Linked DNA regions of Homo sapiens: region 1 is linked to region 2. Evidence: read pairs that join two places in POLR2A ChIA-PET (ENCODE). Cell type or tissue: OCI-LY7. All regions are shown on one strand. Each heading gives the region's core, and the rest is flanking DNA. Links, peaks and the distances in the headings are about the cores only.

Region 1 (9,575 bases), core at 2,356-6,355, 89 kb after region 2:
GGCGTTCATTACTGCATTCATTAATGAATGCAAGGAATAACTCCTGAACACTTAATGTGTATCAGGTGCTGTGTTCTTAAGTTGTCTTCTACGATGCTCTCCGTAAATGAGCATGTTGCCCATGCTACTTCCAGAGCCATTTCTGCGGCCCCGTCTTCTCTCCTGGGATGCACTGATCGCATGGTGGGCTGCATAGCCCCTTCACCATCCGACGCCCCTGTCCTTCCAGTGTCCCTGCTGGCCCTCTTGCTCCTGCTAAGGGGCTGGAGTAAGGTGGGTGAGTTGACACTATCATTCATAAAAATGCCACTATATTAGAGATTAAAAGAGAAAAAAATTCCATAGTTTAAAAAACAGTAGTTGCTATTAATCACTGTTTATACATCAGTAAACCACCTAGAATAGCAGGTCAAAAATGCCTGTCAAACTTTAAAACCAGCATCTGAGGTTTTCTGGGTTATGAGCAGGCAAAATTGCAGCAGCGTCCTTGCCTAGGCCCATAATGCTCGAGGGAAAAGACGTGCGTGGTCATACTAGGCTCAGGAGCAAACCTCTGAACGTACATGGGGGTGACGGTGTTACGCACAAGAATAGCAAATGATTCCTGCCCCTGGCCATTCCCTCTAGCTTGAGACATTCACCTCTCTCCCTTTTCAGTAACCATCACCACAAGTAGTAAAGTCCCTGGCTAGACTCTGTGTACGCACATGTTCTAACAGTACAAGACAGCTGTCACAGCCTTCCAAAGACACAGGTGGAACTCAGCCAGTCCCTTCCCAATCCCTTTGCCCTCTTCTTTAAATTGACTGTGTGGGTGCGTGTGCGTGAGAGAGAGAGGGAGGGAGAGAGAAAGTTTCAGATGCTATAGGTTTGTGTTAAACTGGAATTTCCATATATGGAGACTATCCTAGTCATAGCTGAATATACAAGTACACAGCCGTTTCACTAAGGACATGATTTGAGAGAAAAAAAAATGTTTCTTTGTCCCAGAATATGTCTTTTCTTAGTGTCCTGTCATGGGCCTTAAATTTCACCATTAGTTTTATTCCAGCAAGTTGAAAACATATTTCAATGTTCAGGAGTCTCCTCTTGGAATACGAACAGCCCTGCTAGGAGAAACGCTAGAGTCTGTCATTATTTAACACTCTGGCAGGATGTAGTAACTAAGATGACTTTGAAAGGGCCAGCCCAGGAAGCAGGGTTGTCAGGGGAGGTGGGTGACCCCAAGCCGAGCCCTCTCAGGCTAGCCATTGTGTGGTTACTGGCTGGGGTGGGGTCAAAGTGCCCAGACAATCTATCAAACTAAATTGACTTCTCCTGTAAAGAGAATTGCTACTGTTTCAAAAATCACTATCAACAACTCCAAAAATGTGTCCTCAATAAACTCTTCTGAAGAAAAAAAAAAAAAAAACAGCTTGGTTCAGGATGATGCAGTGCTGCCACAATTAAGGAATTATTATGAAAATCAGCCAGCTTCAGACATTGGAGTGCCCACCAGCCCTTCTTTATATTTTGAGGGCAATTTCCATCGTTACGTATAGAACGTTTTAAAAAATATTTTTGAGGAACATTCCAGTGCCCAAGGGAAGCTTTGTCAGGCTAGAGTCTAGGCAGAATGCTGATAAAGCCCCTCAGGACAGTGTGATCGCATCTCTTAGAACGTTTTGGCTATGAGGAACAGAGAACTCAATTGAATCTGGCTTATGCATAGGGGACTAGGTTGTCTCCCATGACTACTGAGTCCCAGGGTGGTTTAGGTGTCAGCCAGCGTTTGCTGCTGAGGTTCATTCATCATCGGCTCTTCACCTCCATTTCTCCACAGTTCTTCCACCTCGGGTCTCCTGGAATATTGCCTTTACCCTCAGACAGTCTGTCCCACAATAGCAAATCATTTCAGTAGCTGGAGACCTCACATCCACACTGTCCACAGTACAGAAGGCAAAAGAGACCTTTATCCCAAAACCCTGTTACTCATTCTGATTAGAATGGCTTGGGTCACATGACCTCTCCTTGTAACCACAGCAGACCAATCTGGCTCAACTCTTATATGATAAAGTTGTGAGTTGTTTTTCGGTTGCCGTGGACTCCAGGTTGAAGGTTATGTAACCCGAGCATGCCCAGATGAACCAAGTATGCGACCACAGGGGGACCTCAGTGCAAGACTGAGGAGTGGGAACTTAATTAAGAAGTGAACACGGCATGTCAGGATCCAGGATCCAATCATATCAGTTTCCAGCATCACCCCATGACGGGATCCAATCAGATCATGCCTCCCAGCATCACCTCATTGCAAGATCCAATCAGATCATGCCTCCCAGCATCACCTCATTGCAAGATCCAATCAGATCATGCCTCCCAGCATCACCTCATTGCAAGATCCAATCAGATTATGCCTCCCAGCATCACCTCATTGCAAAATCCAATCAGATCATGCCTCATGACCCCATGCTTATAAAACCTGTCCTAAACTCCAACTTGCAGAGACAGGTTGGAGTGTTTCCTCCTGTCTCCTTGCTGGTAGACTTGCAGTAAACCTTTTCTTTTCTTAAAAGCCAGTGCAGTGGGATTGGCCACAATGCACATTAGGCAGTGAGCCCATTGCTGGCTCAGTAACATCCTGACCAATCACTTTGACCCTACCCTGATTGGCTTAGCCTATGTCACATGCCCCACCCCTAGACCTGGATCAGAGTTATTCCCACTGGAACCACACATATCCTTAAGTGGAAACTGGGGAAGTTGCCAAGGGGTAAAGGGAGAGGAAGGGCATGTTTCAAACTAGGCCAAAGGACATGTCCAGATCATGTCTCGAATTAGGCCAGTTTTAAGTTCTAATTCTCTCCTAGCTGTTCACTGGGCAAGTGACTTTTATTGTCTAAGCCCCAGTTTCCTCATCTGTAGGTGCTGACCATAATAATAGTACCTATCTTGTAGAGACAGTGTGAGAATTAATGAGAAAATGCATGTAAAATGCTGAGAATAGGGCCTGGCACGTCACTCAATAAAAATAAGTCATTATTATGTTAAGGTGGGTGTTCACTTGCAGTGCTAAAGCCTCTTTTCCTAATTTACCTCTCCCATCCTCCTACATCATCAGAGCAAACAATCCTAGAAGCCCAGCCCTCACCCATAAGCCCACATTCCCTTCTGGGTCCTGAGATGGTCCCTTGGCATCTTGATTTCTTCTAAGTGTAGCTAGTTTTATTAGACCTGGCATGGGGGCATGTTCCCTGGGCCATGAACTCTGAAAAGAATTTAAGGAAAACATTTGGATACACCTTTCTGGCCCCCAAACAGAAACAATATAACCAGGCCAAAAGGGCCTATGAAAGAAAATGTGGGCCAGGTGTGGTGGTTCACTCCTGTAATCCCAGCACTTTGGGAGGCCGAGGTGGGCGGATCACTTGAGGTCAGGAGTTCGAGACCAGCCTGGCCAACGTGGTAAAACCCCGTCTCTACTAAAAATACAAAAATCAGCCTGGCGTGGTGGCACATGCCTGTAATCCCAGCTACTCAGGGGGCTGAGGCAGGGGAATCACTTGAACCCGGGAGGCAGGCAGAGGTTGCAGTGAGCGGAGATCATGCCATTGCACTCCAGCCTGGGTGACAGAGCAAGACTCTGTCTCAAAAAAAAAAAAAAAAAAGAAAATACGTGTATTTTTTTAATTAAACTTGTTTCCTGCACACAAAGACACACACCCAATGCCTGCATAACTAAATGTGACATCTGCAAATGTAACAATTACGTCTGCCTTCAGGAAAGATAATCCAAAATAGCTAGCACGAGAACAGAAAGGGCCACATCCTGATGACAACCCAGACTCGTTAGAATGGCGGAGTTTATTATCTCAACAGTTCAACTGCAGGTTTGAATTGGCCGTATTTTTCTCAATCAGCAAAACAAGTTAGTCTACCTAATTTTCCAATCATTTTATCAGGCAAGCAGGGGTCCTATAGGGCTTATAAAAGAGTTATTTTCATCTAGTTTGTAAATGTCTTCAGTTACTTAGTGTGGAACGGAAGCCTTCAGCTGCATTCAAATGCTCTGGCCTGAAATATTCTTCTCCCCTTGCGCCCAGCTTTCTTTTCACATGTGACACAAAACCACCTCCTTTCCTCCAGTGGTTTGGTCTCCTCACTTCTGTGGAAAAGGGTATGTATCAATGTTCCTTTAGCCAAAAACAATGATACCTTCTGCCAGCTGGTATTTTTCTGGATTTCCCTGAAACCCACCCAAGGGTGGAAAAACAGAAAATATCCCTGCCACCGAAGACTTTATCATATCATTTCTTTCCTTTTCTTCACTCAGAAGTGGTAGAAGAAAATTCAAGAAAGAGCCAGAGAACATCATTGACATAATCAAGGGGATGCAATAAGGTTTCCACATAAACTACAAAGATTAATATATGTGAGTGCAGAAAGATAACATCTGAGAAGGCAGAACAACCACCATGATAATAATAATTGTGTAAAAGCTAACAACGATTTGTGCAGGCTCTCTGCGCCAGCATTGTGCTCGGCCTGCATCTCAATACTTCATCTCCAGAACAGCCTGTGGGTGCGTAACACAATGGTCCACGTGATAGAAGAGGAAGTCTGGGTTTAGAGAAATTGAGGAACTGGCCTAAGGTTCCCCAGGCTTGTGAGCTCCATCAGTGAGCCAGGATTCAATTCTGTCTCACTCCAAATCCAGGCTCTTTCTACCTAATGTTGCTTGGCTGTTTGGAAAGACACCATATAATAAAGAAACACTTCATGGTTTTAGTTGCAGGCTTGCAGAATGTGTTAACTCAAGCAGCAAATGAGCTAAAAACAAAGGTAGGCTAATGACAGTTACATTAACTCAATGATGACAGCACAGAACAAAAAGGGATCATGAATACTAGTCAGTTTCATGATTTGTTCATGCTCTTCCACAAAAGCTTTTGGTCACTCACTGTCAAACCCACCTGGGTGAATGTGCCATAAGCATAATCTGGCTTTTTCACTGTTTTCTTCTTTCCCTTCGTAAATCTTTAGTCAGCACCTACGGTTTGCTGAGCATTGTATTAAGCACAATACATCAAATATAAAAAATAAATAATATATAGTATAATCCCAATTCAAACTCAGCTTATCTTTTAGGAAAAGGGAAGAAGAAGAGTACCAAAAATCTCCTGTGATGGAGAAACCATGGTAAGCAGCACAAGACAAGAACAAAGCACTGTGGGGGGCTTTGAGGCGGGGAGGACACGTGGCTTGGCTTCACGGTAGAAGGAGGGAACATGCTGGCCCTTGAAGGTTGGCTGGGACACTGGAGGTCCTGGTGCCTACATGTTGTGGACAAGCTCCTGGGGGCGGAGGCAGAGTGGGAGGAATGGCCTGGGGTCCCAGCTCTCTCCCTAGCCCCTTGGTTTTGTGGCAGAGCCTCCTGCAGAGAGAAGCAACAGCTAGGAGCTAACTTTATAAGGGATTTGGAGAAATACCAGGGCACCTGCAGCATTTCATGGGGTCCCGGTGGCAAGGTGGCATAAGGGCAGGAGGGTAGGGCACAGCATAGCTTGTTCCATGAACCTGAGGGGACCCAGAACACAGAGGACGGAAGGCCAGCAAGGCATAGACCCAGGCCCCTTGCCACCCCGGTGCACACCAGAGCAGAGAGACTCTGTCTTCATGTACCTGAAGCGGCTTGGACAGCAGCCCCAGGAAGAGGGAGCTAAAGGGTGAAACGGGAAAGAACTGTTCTTGAGCTGACATGAGGCTTCCAGAAATAAGCAGGGTAGGGAGTGAGGAGAAACTGAAGATTCTGTAACATGCATGTAGGGTTGTAAGTCAGTGATTTTTAATTATGTTATTATTGCTGAAATGTCTTCATATGAACCCACAGACTGTTGACACAGAAGAAATTCCTATTTCCCTGGTGAACAGGTTTTCCCTCCCTTGAAGCCACCCCAGAATGGGGATCCCATTTCCTTACCAAGCACCCCACCCCAGCTCCTTCTGTTCCCCCCACTGCCGTCTGGAAGGCCACGCGCACTATTGTAACACCTGCACTATTCCTATACTGTTGTTTTCCCCTCTGCTCTCAGACAGACAGGCTGCATTGCTCGCGATCCTCCAGACAACAGACAGGCTGCATTGCTCGCGATCCTCCAGACGATAAGTGTAAGAACCTGTTGTCTGTTCATATTCTGGACTGGAGCACACCCCCGAACCCCCACAGTACATCCATTGACCTCATTCCCAAAGCAAACTGGGGAGGGGGGGAGACTAAAGGAGAAGAAGCTGGAAGCTCAAAGTAATGTACAAAGTATTCAGTGTTTAAATATACGACAAAATAGAATTTGTAGAGGATTGTCCTAGCAACCCAGACGAAACATATAACTAACATTTATTAGCCAGTTACTTAGAGCTTTATTGCATCCCTAACTTTCTGGCTCCATAAAAACCACATATGGTCTTGACTTCAGGTGCATAAGCTGAAAGCCATAGAGTACGAGTGCAGGCTAGCAAGTTAACTGGGTGGTGGTAATTTAGCTAATGCCGTGGGAGTACACATGAGGGTTGCCAGAGAACCAGGCTCTAATTGTGTAACAGGGACTCGTTGGCAGACTTCCAACTGGTAGAATGGCCTTTGTTTCAAAAGAAACAAATGCTGCCTCATGCAGCCAGACCCAAAGACCATGCTTGGAATTACCTCTTGCACAGATGGCACCTTGTATGAATTAGAAAAAGGTGCCCTTTCTGGGTGGAACCTGAGTCAGTGGCAGATGACTGAGTAAGCAGATGGTATGTTTGTGCAAAACAAAGAGGTATCCCAAGACACGCAGCCTGGGCAAGGGAGCATATGCTGGATTTCAGTCCCCACTCTCCCCTTGGTCAGGGGTCCTTGTGCAGTCCACAAGCTACACAACTTTACCCAGCAGCAAGGGCTTTGGAATCTTTTCTTGCCATGTGGCACATGTTGATGAAAGAGGGCTAAGTATTCTGCCTTAAGAAGACATCAGTCTTTCCTGTGGATAGATGTTCCCTGATCTCATCAGGACCCCACCCTACTCAACCTCGACTTGTCACTACCAACCATCCCCCAGCCTTAATCAGGAAACATCTCAGCTAAAAGCGATTCTGGAGGCAGAACTGCTAAGTGAAACAAACACATTGGCTTCCCTTCTAATCTTGCTTATTCCTGTCATTTTTTATATATACTTGGAACTGTCCTTGTTCAATTATAACAACAAAAAGTCATTAACGCCCTTGCACCATAACAGGCGTGTTCTTTTCCAAATAAAACGACTACTCCATCATTTTGGGATATCACTCCCTCGAAGCAGCTGTGCTTCTCTGATGCCCACGCTAATTTAAGGGCCCCTCTTTGAAGCCCCTGAAGCACCCTGGCCTTGCCTTGCCCATGGCAAGACACCAACCACACTCCACTATCATTGCTTGTTGATGTGTCTGTGTCCCTAACTAGGACATGAGCCACCTGAGAGCAGAAACGGGATCTGTTCACCTCTGAACCTCTGAACAAATCCCCAGCACTTGGTTTAAAATATTAGTTGAATGAATGGCCTAAGGAAGAACAAGAACATTGGATTGTGTGCTGTATTAATTTCCCAGAGCTGCTGCAATAAAGTACCACAAAAGGTGTAGCTTTAAACAACAGAAATGTATTGTCTCATCGCTCTGGAGGCCAGAAGTCTGACATCAAGGTGCTGGGTGAGCCATGCTCCCTCTGAAGCTGCGAGGGAAGGGCCTGCTCCTGCCTCTCTCCTGCTTCTGGGAGCCCCGGGCACTCCTTGGTTTGTGGATGCATTTCTCCAATCCTTCACTTCTCATCGCCTTCTTGCTGTGTGTCTTTGCTTTATCTTCCTTATGTGCCTGTCGGTTTCGGTGTCCAAATTTCCCCTTTTAGCAAGGACATCAGTCACACTGGATTTGGACCCACCCTCATGGCTTCATTTTAATTTAATGACCCCTTAAAGACCCTATTTCCAAATACAGTCACATTCTAAGGCACTAGGACTTAAGACATCAACATACCTTTTGGAGGGGCACACAACTCAAGCCGTAACATTCTGGCCAAGATTGGGTAATTTTACTAAATCTTCATGGCAGTCCCACAAAGTCGGTACTATAATCTTCATTATTTGTAATATTAGGAAGCTGAAACTCAACAAAAGATTACAGGGTATTCATTGGTGAAGCCGGGTTTAGTACCCATGTAGGTGACTTCAACACTAGACAACCAGACCATCGTGGTGGAGACCAGCTGGGGCTTGAGTACAGATGGACCTCAGTTCAAGTCCTTCCTCTGCCACCTACAGACCATGAGACATCTGTTTCCTCGTCTGTTAAACAGAAATGATGACAAGACAATGGCCATATCATGTGCAGCACAGAGATTGACAAACATTGGCTCATATCATATCATTATATGGCTCTAACTAGGTCTTCCCAAGGAGTGGCCCTGGAGACAGTAGCGGAATTCAGTTAGAAATGAGGCCGCAGCCTCCAGCTTATCTCTGTGGAGGGTGAGACGTACAGAGCCCACCTGTCCTTTTGTGCATGTGGGGGCCATCTCTTTCCTTTCCCGCCCTCCCTCCTCCAGCGCTCTGTGCTCAGATATCATATTGTCAGAAGAGCAGGAATGGCAGGAGCAGCTGCCCAGCCCAGACCCCTCCCTGCTGCCGTAGCATTCCACACACTCTCTATACCTGCCCCTTTCTCTTCTTAGTCCCTATTGTCACTGTTTCATAACCACAAGTAACAATGGGGTGACCTTCATGCAACCACAAATTACAGAAAACCTTTAGAAGTCCTTTCAGTCAAAGGATACCTTAAGTAGGAGAACTGACCACCGAGACCTCTAAAATTCCCAAGAAAGAAAAACCCATACTTTCTTCGGTGGTATCTTTAGTAATAGCAATCGTACAGTCCTAAAATTGCATGTAACCCACGTCCTTATGCCTTTTTCTTTTCTTTCTTTTCCTGCTTTTCTTAAAGTGGTATAAACCTGAGGGCATGTTGCCGTGAAAACCAGAGAGGGGCTGAGTCTCAGCTCCATCATGTCCTGGCTGTGTGACCTTAGGCAAAGCTACTTAATTTTTTTATGTGTCAGCTTCCTCATCTGTAAAATGGGCTAGTAATTTCTGCCTCCCAGATTGTTGTGTGGAATATGTAACGTGCCAAGCTTGGTAAGGACTCAGTGGATATTATTCCCTCTTCCTTCCCTGAAGTCATTTTTAACTGCATGCATTAAAACAAGCACATATTTACATACAACATTAGAACAACTGTAAATATAGTCAAGAAGAAAATGTGGACTCTAAATTCACGGATGCAACTTGTATCTTAAAAAAATAGATCAGCTTGGGAAGATGAAAAAGTTCTGGAGATAGTGGTGATGGTTACACAATGTGAACGTGCCTAATGCCAGAGAACACTAAGAAATGCTTAAAAAGGGTAAATTTATGTTCTACATATTTTACCAAAATGTAAAGTACTGAAAATTGAAATATTTAAATTAAAATTGCTTTAACTGAAGAAAAAAAAAACAGTTCATTCTGAGCTTATTTTCCTTACTGGGCAAGGAAAAG
Region 2 (6,254 bases), core at 2,255-6,254:
GACTCTGACACTGCTGGTCCATGGCTCTCACTCTGGGGAGCACCATTCTGAAGGACTCCAGTCCCTCCACAGTCCATGGCAATAAGCCCAGAGCCGACTTCTTTCCTTTGCCACAGGCAGACTTACTATGAAGTGGATGACGTCGACTGGCCAGCCCTCACTCCCATGGCCCCTTTCCAGGACCTATCTGGTGGTGTGGAGTGGCTGAGGGCATTTTGAGGATGATGCTAAAGGGAGATTGGTATTGGGCATCCATTCGATTGGTCAAGAGGGGTATATGTTTGTGATCCCCAGTCACTTATGTAGCATCAATGCTGGGGGTTCTGGTGCAGGAGTTGCTTCTGGGATGGTCCTACCACCCATTCTGCTGACGCACCAACACTGACCAGACAGCTCATGCCTTAGAGTCTCTCCATAGCACCAACCCTCAGAGACCAGTGGGTGGGGTGGGGAGAAACAAGGTTTGGAATGGAATCTGTGGGGAATGTTTCCAATCAGCAGGCTTGTATCATTGCAAGTGGAAGTTTCAGTCCTTACAGGCACCTAGGCAAAATGGAAGTTCTCTCCTATTAGAAATATTGTTGGTGATTCAACTAAAACAATTATAAACAAACCATCTTCTTTTTTCCCCTTTTTGTTAAGAGAATGAATTATTTTAAAAATAATTTCAACTTTGATTTTAGATTCAGGGGCTGCACACGTGCAGGTTTGTGACATGGGTCTATTGTGTAAATAACTCCACCACCCAGGGAGCATAGCACCCATGAGGTAGTTTTTCAGCCCTGTCCCTCTCCCCCTCTCCCCACTCTAGGAGTCCCCAGTGTCTATTGCTTTCATCTTCATGTCCACGGCACCTTGTGTTTAGCTCCCACTTACAAGTAAGAACATGTGGTATTCGGTTTTCGGCTCCAACTTGAAGATTTTTTTTTAGAGATTAGTATAGGAGAAAAGTTGGAAAGCCCTTGAATCTTATAATTACTGTATAAGGGAAACTCAGTAGACATTTGCCCAAATTTGACATTAATCCTGAAAATTTACCCATAACTAATTGGGGAACTAAAAATTCATTTGTTGTAAACTATCAGCAATAATAACAAATTCAATCAACAATGCTAGAGGGAAGACTTAATTATCTTCCTAGCTTCTTTCTAGGAAAATATTACAAAACTTTCATCTGAAGAGAGGGAAGTCAAAAATGTCTAAGAGAAACAAGTACTTAGGAAAACTACATAGAAAACTAGCTGAAATGCTTTTTCGTGTATTTTTCAATGTTTGTGGTACTGGTCAGTGTTTTAAATTTAATAAATTTAATAATATTTAATAATGTTTTATTTCTTTTATCATTTTAAACATTGAATCAAAATATTCATTTGTATTTGAAATTTTATATTTTTTCCCAAGGGGGCCCATCAATTATAAACGTGCTAGGCTCCACAAAACCTGGACTCACCCCTACCCTTCTGCAAGTAATTTTGAAATGAAGCTTCTATAAGCAAAAAGGACTTAGGAAATGCTTTCTTCACTATTGCATTGCCAGTGCCTACCACAGTGCCTAATACACAGTAGGTGCTTAATAAAAACATGTTAAAGAATAAATGAACAGTAAAGCCTATGTTCCAATAGCAGTGAACAATTATCCAAGACAGGGCTACGAGCATCAGGGGAGGTCCCTGGGCGGGTCAGGGGAATACCTATCCTATTCTGTTCCTCCTCATTAACCTGTATTTATGGCCCCTCTGAAGCAATGCTAGGTTCTGAAGGTCTAAAGCTGTATATGCCAATCCCTCAAGGAGCTCTAAACCAGACAAGGGCCCAGAACTTATACAAAACAGAGTGTGACCTCTGATAAATTCCAAGCCATTCTGCTGGTGCAATGGAGGTAAGAGAAGACAGACCCTCCAGGGTGTAGTTGGGAAAAGTCCACGGAAAGTAGCTGTGAAGCAGAGGAAAGGCAAAGAAGTCAAGGAAGAACTGCATGGACAAAGGTGGAGGTGGGAGCCCCGTGACTTGCTTATAAAGGGAAGAGAAGGCAAACCTTTATCCTCCCTGTAAACAAGGAGGCCCAAGGAGCAAGGTGTGAAGACCAACTTTGGGAAAATTAACTCTGAAAGCCAATTCCAGACCAAGGACTTTGACCGCCAACCTAAAAGTAGAAAAGAACATGCACAGGGTTCTGTGCATAGAAAGACCAGTGTGTCAGGTGGGGGTCAGAGCACTTTGTCCCCGTGACCCAGAGAAGGGCTTGGAAAGAGAGACTCCAGGCAGGACAGGACCAAAGGCTATTCCATAACTCAGTCTCAAGGTTGCACAGGCCAGGGCTGGAGAGGCGGTAAGAATGCAAAGGAGGGATGGAACTGAGAAATGATGCAATAAGGGAAGCGTTGGTTTGTGTGTGCATTTGTTTTTTACATGTACTGAATGCCTACTTCGCAACAGATGCTTTTTCATAGACTGCTTCGCTGGAAGCTCAGACATCCCTGGGAAAATAGAAGTCGTCATCCTCGTGCATTTAGAAGGATCGGGGGCTGTGTGCAGACTCACCTCCCGGCACGAGATTCAAGCCAGAACTTCACAAACATTCTTTTCTGGTTCCTCTTCTTTCCACACGCCACACTGAGGATGTGAGGAATGAGACAGAGTCAAGAACAGCTTATAAGTTTGCAGGATGGAAGCTAACGTTGAGTGGAACTCGAAGAGGTCTACCAGAGAGCAGGCTGGGGAGCAAGAGGAGGAATGGCTTGTTTTAAAGGGAATCTTTTGGAGGCAACAGTTTCTATTTGAACAGCTGGAGTACTGCCTCTTTCTCCTTGTTCTCTTAGCCTGACAAGTATTTTGAGCCCTGGGACTTTGAAAGAATCACTCCCCAGCTGTCCCTGACATTTTAAAATCTGTTCCCAGTTTGAATCAAGTGGAGTCTTTAGTCTTAGATATGAAGGCTATTGCAAAAAGTTTGTAGAAAGCAGTTAATTTCCTCTCTTTTTCCTTGCTGCAGCTGACCTGGAAAAAAAAATATTCAATACAAACAGGCTTTCCTCATCTCTAAGGAGAGAAAGTCTAGCAGATATGATTCACAGCCATCAGAAATTTGATGACCTCATATCTGCACTCCTAGAAAGGGTTCGGCTCTGCCATTCACTCCAAAGGGCTAAGCCACCGGCACACCTGAGGTTAAGCCAATAAAACACAGTAATTCCTTCATGTATATGCCCTCCATTTTTGCCAACTGTCTCCAGCTTTGTCCTTGGAGAAAATTCAAACATTTAGGTATGGTCAGGGGAGATGTGCTTGTCCTGTTCAATAAAGGAGTAAATATTTATGTATGTCCACAATTTACATTTTAATAGACATGTTAATTTGTTTAAATATTTCCTGACATATCAGTTTTAACATGTTATATTAATCTGTCAAAGACAACTCACCACAGCAGAAAAACAGCTCCCTTTTGCAAAAATCAAAAAAGCTGATCACTTTCAAATTTTCTCTTGTCATGGAGTAAAAATTAAGGAAAAACAATAATGGTGATACTACACCAGCAGGCTGACTTTGAAGATCCTGCAGGTATTTTTTAAGGTTTGAGAAAATGACATTAAAAATGAAAGAAACCTTTCAGAGGCCAAAGCAGGTGGATCACAAGGTCAAGAGAGCCAGACCATCCTGGCCAACATGGTGAAACCCCATCTCTACTAAAAATACAAAAATTAGCTGGGTGTGGTGGTGCACACCTGTAGTCCCAGCTACTCGGGAGGCTGAGGCAGGAGAGTTGCTTGAACTGGGAGGCGGAGGTTGCAGTGAGCTGAGATCATGCCACTCTACTCCAGCCTGATGACAGAGCAAGACTCCGTCTCAAAAAGCAAGCAAGCAAGAGAAAGAAGAAAGGAAGGAAGGAAGGAAGGAAGGAAGGAAGGAAGGAAGGAAAGAAAGAATCTCTACCTGCTCCAACTAATTCAACACCATTTTTAAATTTTCTTCATAAATTGCACAAGTGCTGTATGGTTATTATTTTAAAAGATACAAATGTTATAGAAGTATGCTACTAGAGCACTCCTTCCCTGCATATCTCAGAATATTGGGCTGTTATGAATATTACAAGTAAAATTTTCAACATACAATGTATAGTATGTATCTCAGGGATCATATAAAGAATCTAGACTGTGTTGTATACAATCTCTCAGGGCTCTCTGCCACTATAAAATGTCCCTGGTATCCTGGGCTCGGCTCCAAGTAGTTCTGAAATGCTTGCCCACAGATACATGAAACATTTTTACCAGACTCAGACAAAACAAACAAACAATAATAATATAAACGTCAGTGTGAGGTTATGAACTGTCCTGATTGTGAAGAACACTCCTTTAGTTTAAGATTGTATCTTTCATCACCTTTTTTTGGTGTTAAACTATCCTTTCTTTTAAAACAATTATAGCAATAGTAGATGGAATTTCTTTTCTAATGGCATTTGTTACAAAATAAAAAGTTAGCAATCCTAGTTTAGCCTCATTTTTAGAAACCATTTTAACAATTTTTAAGTGTAAAATTTAGTGGCATTAAGTACCTTCACAGTGTTGGGCAACCATCTCCATCATTTCCAGAATTTTATTATCACCCCAAACAGAAACTCGGTAACCATTAAACAATAATTTCCCATTTTCCCCTCCCCCAAGTTCCTGGTAACCACCATCCTGTCTCTATGAATTTGTTTATTCTAAGTGCCTCATATAAGTAGAATCATACGATGTTTGTCCTTTTGTGTCTAGCTTGTTTCACTGAATGTAATGTTTTCAAGGTTCATCCATGTTGTAGTATATCATAATTTCACTCCTGCTTAAGGCTAAGTAATTTTTAATTGTATGTATATACCACATTTTGTTTATCCATTCATCTGTTGATAGATATTTGGCTTCTTTCTCACCTTTTGGCTACTGTGAATAATGTTATAAGCATCAGTGCACAAGTATCAGTTTAAGTCCTTGCTTTCAATTCATTTGGGTATACACCTAGCAGTGAAATGGCTGAATCATACGGTAATTCTATGTTTAACTTTTTGGGGGACCACCAAACTGTTCTCTACAATGGCTGCACCTTTTATATCTCTACCAGCATTTGAGAGAATTCACATCCACATCCTTGTCAACACTTATTTTCCAGTTTTTTAAAATTAGCCATCCTAATGGATGTAAAGTAGTATCTCATCATAGCTTTAATCTACATCTCCCTAATGACTAATGATGCAGAGCATCTTTTCATGTGTTATAGATCTTCTTTCTACCTATTCACACTTTTGCCTGTTTTTGAGTTGGATTATTTGTTTTGTTTTTGAGTTGTAAGGGTTTTTTTTTTAATATATTCTGGATATAAATCCCCTATGAGACATATGACTTGTAAATATTTTATCCCATTCTGTGAGTTGTCTCTTCACTTTGTTGATAGGGTCCTTTGATGCACAAAAGTTTTAATTTTTATGAAGTCCAATTTGTCTATTTTTTTCTTTTCTTGCCTATGCTTTTGGTATCATTTCCAAGAAATCATTGCAAATGCAATGTCATGAAGATTTCTCCCTATGTTTTCTTCTAAGTTTTTATCATTTTAGATCTTAAATTTGGGTCTTCAATCCACTTTGAGTTAATTTTTGTATATGTATAAGGTAAGGGTCCAGCTTCATTCTTTTGCATACGAGTATCCAGTTTTCCCAGCATCATTTGCTTAAAAAAAAATACAAAACAAAACAAAAACTAAAACAACTGTCTTTCCCCATTGAGTGGTCTTAGCAGCACTCCTGTTGAAATTCACCATGTATTTGAGTGTTTATTTCTGGGTTCTCTCTTCTGTTTAATTGGTCTATATGTCTATCTTTATGCCAATAACACATATTTTGATTACGGTAGCTTTGTTGTAAGTTTTGAAATCAGGCAGCGTGAGTCATTCAAATTTGTTCTTTTTCTTCAAGATTGTTTTGGATTTTGGGGGTCTCTTGAGATTTCATATAACTTTTAGGATGAGTTCTCTATTTTTGCAAAATATGTCATTAGGATTTTGATAGGGATTGCACTGAATTTGTAGATTGCTTTTGGTAGTATTAACATTTTAACAATATTAAGTCTTTCAGTCCAAGAACACAGATGTCTTTCCATTTATTTATGTCTTCTTTAATTTTCTTCTGAAAATATTATGTACTTTTCAGTGTATAAGGCTTTTGTCTCCTTGGTTAAAGTTATTCCTAAGTATTGTATTATTTTTGATGCTGTTGTAAATGAAATTGA

What was found. ChIA-PET counts read pairs that join two places held together with the same protein. Peaks named below come from ENCODE experiments on the same cell type or tissue, not always from the same donor. Only the 100,000 strongest peaks of a DNase experiment are listed, where the experiment ranks them.
Region 1: POLR2A ChIA-PET joins it to region 2 with 15 read pairs; 8 of 35 experiments call an interaction of 5 or more read pairs at or near these places.

Annotation. Positions count from the first base shown.
Region 1 is chr6:6,655,295-6,664,869 of GRCh38, forward strand. No RefSeq gene overlaps it. Among named protein-coding and RNA genes, the nearest start is that of LY86-AS1, 37 kb to the left of the region's middle. In OCI-LY7, for the core only: no CTCF peak of the experiment used is centred there; a DNase peak (open chromatin) is centred at 4,577.
Region 2 is chr6:6,566,877-6,573,130 of GRCh38, forward strand. LY86-AS1 (LY86 antisense RNA 1) reads right to left here. Exons shown (of 8, transcript NR_026970.1): 2 at 2,542-2,613. Among named protein-coding and RNA genes, the nearest start is that of LY86, 19 kb to the right of the region's middle. In OCI-LY7, for the core only: no CTCF peak of the experiment used is centred there; no DNase peak of the experiment used is centred there.